Linked DNA regions of Mus musculus: region 2 is linked to region 1. The links are chromatin loops, found by intact Hi-C in ENCODE. Cell type or tissue: left cerebral cortex. All regions are shown on one strand.

Region 1 (2,500 bases):
GCCTAGCATGGCTGTCCCCTGAGAGGCAGTACCAGCAGCTGACTGAGACAGATGCAGATACTTAGAGCCAACTATTGTACTGAGGTCAGGGACCCCTATGGAAGAGTTATGAGAAGGATTGAAGGAGGTGAAGGGGATGGCAACCCCATAGGAAGAACAACCATATCTACATTGTCTTTTAAAAACTCTCACACATACATCATATTATCCAGTCTGCACTGAGATTTTGCATATGGAATGCAGCGTGGATCAAAGTTCACTTAGTCAGTTTTCCAGAACTAGTTGTTGAGTTCTGATGTCTCCAAGTAATGGCCCTTTTCTTTTGCCAAGAGCAAGTGATCCATCTAAGCTGTAGGCTATTTTGGGACTCTTCATTCCTTCCCACTGCCTGGGTTGCCTTTGTCTTGACTCTGGTACTATGCTCTCTGACTCTCCTGCTTTATCAACTAGAAAATCAGGTTTGTTGACTCTGCAGAACCTCTCTTCTCACAACTCCTCATCTGCATTTAAGATTCATCTCAGCAATGCCTTAAACAAACAAACAAACAAACAAACAAACAAACCAACCAACCTATGGACATTTTGATGCTAGCATTTAAGTCATAGATCAGTCCATTTTTATTTTTATTTTTTTTAACTTATCAAAATAAACTCTTCACATTCATGGTAATGGCTCATCTGGACTTAGGTTTTCATCAATCTCCTTTGGAAATGAATGCTTTATAACTTTCAACATAGACGGTTTACATTTCTTTTGTCAACCTTGTATCCACATTACCCTAAAGGTCCTCTTGGTTTTCTTGCCCATCTCTGATGACTTATTGCCAGGCTATAGGAATACAATTGAGTTTTAAATGTCAGGGACCTTGCAACTTTCCAGCAATTTCTTCTTTATACTGCTTTTTAAGATTCTTTCAGATTTCTTATGTGTGCTGGGAGACCATCTGGAACTAGAGAATTTACATTTTCCTTTCTAATAGGAGACTATGTTCCTCTTTTCTCTTTCCAAAAACTGAGTATGTGTATGTTCGTGCTGCCCATATACATATGGAGGCCACAAGACAACCTTGGGTGCTATTCCTCAGGAGTCAGCGACTTCATTTTTGGAGGCAGGTTTTCTTACTGGCCTAGAACTCAACAGTCAGGCTAGGCTGCCTTGCCAGTGAGTGTCCACCATGCTCCTGTCCCCACTTCCCCTGCCCCAGGATTATAAGCATCTGCTGCCATATCTGGCTTTTTTTTTTTTTTTAAACATGGCTTGTAGTGGTTGAACTAATGTCCTAATATTTGCAAGTCAAGCATTTTTTTCTGAGTCACTTCTCCAGGCTGCCTTTTTCTCTTTATCTCTCACTTTCCTTCTCCACTTCTCTTTCTCTTTTTCTTTTCTCTTCCCCTTCTTTCAGACCCCCTTCCTCCCTCCCCTAACTTTCTTTTTCAGTTTTGTTCTGCCATGCCCTCACACTGACATGATCCCTGTCTCCCCACAGATCCACGGCAGTGGAGCTGGTCAAACACAGGCTGAACCTATAGATCCATGAGCCAGGACAAACCTCTCCTTTCAACTGTTTCTCTTCTATGTAGATACACATGAGATACCACAAGCAAAATCTAACAAAGGGTGCAAGCCCCAGTTTGTCTCTTTGGCAACTGATATGTTCATGATATTCTTGTGAGTAAAGCCAGTGATTCCTGAGCAACCAGTTGTGGTTTTGATCTCATGCCAAGGCATCATATCTAATCAGAGAGTCATGAGACTCTCCATTGGCCTCTAATATATATTTAGCAAGAGCAGAGTCACTGTATTAGAGACCTATAGCCTCACTCCAGGGAATGTCACAGACTGCTATTGCCAGGAGTGTGCCAGAGACCTGAGAGTGAGGTCAAGTTATGCATAAGAATTGCCATTGCAGAATATGGCCTGAAGCCAAAGTCAAATCCTGTCTCGACCACTTTGTGTGTCCTTGAACGAATTGCAGTGAGGACATTGATCTTGGATTTCAGAGAGCTCTTGTGACAAAACGTATGTGGAAGAAAAACCCTCTGAACTGTGACATGTTGCAGAGCTTCGAAGGCTCTTGTGAGCCTCACGACCAGTGTGTGCAGAAGTGGGTGGGGATGATATTGTGACTGTACCTCTTTTCTAAGTGTTGTAGTCTGAGGGCGCCGACAGCTTCGGGCTTTTGAGGGTATATTCTCACCCTCTAAAGAAGATGAATCAGGGACTCTCTAACCAGGGGAACCCCCTTGCCCATATGGTGTAGTCATGTGTACGTATGTACATGTATGTGAGGGTACATGTACAAGCCAGAGATCAGTGTGTAACATGTTTCTGTATCATACTCCACTTTATTTTTTGATTAGGGATAGAGTCCCTCGTTGAGCCTGGATCTCTCGAATTAGCTGGCGGTGAGCTCCGAGGACCCTCCTATCATGGCCTCCCAGCACTAGGATTGCAGGAGCAAACCTCTGTGTCCAGATTTTTCTGTGCATCCTGGGGATT
Region 2 (2,500 bases), 270 kb before region 1:
ACAGTAAAGTTTGATGACCCTTGTTTTAGAATCATGCCAAAGGGCATCATGTGAGAAACTCAGTTATGCAACGCAGCAGGTTTGTAGTCTCTGCCTTACTTGATTCTGGCAAAGGATATGTAAGAGGTTAATTTTCACAGCTCTTCTGAAGCAATCCAAACCAATTTAATACTGCTCATGAAATTCATATAAACCATAAGGAGCTCTGAAAGGCACCCTCATCAAAGGTCATGATCGATTATAACTACAACTTCTAGACAACTGAAAGGCCAGCAATGGCTTCTCCAGCTTCTAAAAGCAGGAGCGGTGTGTCCAGATTGGCCAGCATTTTCTCTGTTGCTAGAAGCACCATTATTTTATGGCTTCTGGAAAAAGATATAAATGAGGCAGGGAACTGCTGTGTAAGGGCTGTTCACCCGATCTTTCTCCTGTACAACATTTATGGTGCCCTTTCAAGATTGAGAACTCATAATCTTGTCCGCTGTGGATTAGTTAATATTTAATCTTTAATTGATTTTTTATTACATTAGAAAGGAGCACAATAAAATGTTATTTGTGCCAACAGAAACAGTATGATAGTGCTACCAATCACTTCTGGAGGGGGTAGTCAGAACATGGTGCTAGTTTGCAGTGTTCTGAGCCAGTCTTCAGTCTTCCACCTCTCTCCATCCAAGCAAGCTCTCAAACCCTCTGATTTCAAATGCCATCAGTGTGTTTATTCAAACACACATATGCCATTTTTCTCACAAGTTGTCTACATGCAACTACCTGGTCTTTATAATGGACTCTCTAGGTTCTGTTTAAATCACCCTTGACCTGGCCATATTAGTTTGCATGAATTTAAATGAGAAAAGGTCACTTCTGAGGTATTAAAAATATAGTTTATGTAAGTCTGAAGAACTCCATTAGTTCACAAATGAATCTCTCCATTTTCTGCAAAGGTCCCTATAAGAGCTCAACCACAAAGCCCATCTAACCTGAAAGCATCCAACACCATCAGTAGGGGGCAGACTGTGCTCAACTAAAATCAGAGCTACTTGATGGGACTCCAGCCAGCATCTTCATAGGTACTCCCAAAGTCTTGAGGCCCAATGACAATGAACAATCAGAGACTCAATTTTGTGCTTCACATAGAGGGTGGAGAATATCTTCTCCAGGCTAAACAGTTGGGGATGGTGCTGTAAGCTGTTGGGCAGAGTTCAGGGGAGCTCTTATAGTTAGCAACCATATCTTCTTCTTGTTCCTCTTCCTTCAGCCATCCCAGTACCTGCTCCTACACCTGAATTCTAGCTGTGGCATTTCCTCAAAGCTGGCGTAGAAAGTATGCATATTTCCTCTTTCTAAACCCCACATTTGCAATGAATACCTAGCAAACGCCTAAGTACCTTCTAATTTGACTACTAATTTTCATGTGCAGAAGCTCCGAAGCTGTGATGTCTTCCTGATGGCAGCTCCATAAAACAATATTCAGAGCTCTCTCTCTCTCTCTCTCTCTCTCTCTCTCTCTTTTTTTTTTTTTAGATGGGAGCTGAGGCACCTAGACATCAAGTTCTCCAAAGTCACATTGTGACAATGGGCTAGAGCCAGTTCCATGCAGTCTGGAGTTCAGGCTGGTGAATATCCTACTCCTAGCTTCTCAGGGACAAATATAAGGGGAAGGGTGACTGTAAAGAGGCAGAGGTGTTGGTTAGGAGAAACCATCAGGTGAGGGACAAACAGAACAAGGACTGTCCCTGGGAGATGACAAGGGCATTGTGAGAGCCAGGCTGCAAGGAGTGGCCTTGGGCCTGAGGCACAGTGCTTCCAGGGAGATCAAAGCCCCAAGCATGGCTTGTTGGTATTTATAAGGATAGGGGCTGAATGGGGTCATTAGTCCAGGATAGTTAGAACTACAATGACCCAGAGTGGAGATTTTTCTGGCTCTCTAGAATGACTTGAGAGGAATTCCCCCAGAAGACCAAATAACAACTTCCAATTGAAGAGAATATCATAAGGAACAGAAGATTCTCCCACACCCAGGGAGGCAGACATCTAGCTGAGGCCCAAGACTTAGGATATACAGTCCCAGGTATGGGTCCTTGGGCAATACAGCAGCACATAAGTTCTTGTCACCCTCCTGTACCTATGCAGATCAATCTTTCCAGTGGCCAGACATCTGAATCAAAGACCGAAAGATAACTTCATCTTTAAAAATGCATGTAGAGCTGCTTCCCCACCTGGGTGAGATCAGGGACCCAATACCCTCTCACACACTACAGTCTGTCTGCCTCCCAGGGGGTCTGAAGTAACCACGGTCACAGGAGGCCTTCTCTAACCAGAGACTCAGGAGGTTGATCCTAACCAGAGATAGCACTGCCTACCTACCAGGAGACTGGTTCTAACCCAGGTCACAGAGCTCTACCTGCCTCCAAGGAGGCCAGTCAGAAGATTCTGGACAGATGTCATTCAGAACCTAAGAGACTACAAATGCTCGTCTAGTATACTATACCCAGCAAAACTC

Evidence for each region. A loop is a pair of places that touch in the nucleus more often than their neighbours do. Peaks named below come from ENCODE experiments on the same cell type or tissue, not always from the same donor. Only the 100,000 strongest peaks of a DNase experiment are listed, where the experiment ranks them.
Region 2: it touches region 1 in a loop (7-fold over the local background); 21 of 42 quality-filtered maps call a loop at or near these places.

The regions. Positions count from the first base shown.
Region 1 is chr2:68,786,691-68,789,190 of GRCm38, reverse strand. No RefSeq gene overlaps it. Among named protein-coding and RNA genes, the nearest start is that of Gm36174, 34 kb to the left of the region's middle. In left cerebral cortex, no CTCF peak of the experiment used is centred here; a DNase peak (open chromatin) is centred at 1,057.
Region 2 is chr2:69,060,023-69,062,522 of GRCm38, reverse strand. All of the region lies in intron 6 of Cers6 (ceramide synthase 6), which reads right to left. Among named protein-coding and RNA genes, the nearest start is that of Gm39840, 69 kb to the left of the region's middle. In left cerebral cortex, a CTCF peak has its summit at 995 (motif pointing right); a DNase peak (open chromatin) is centred at 1,016.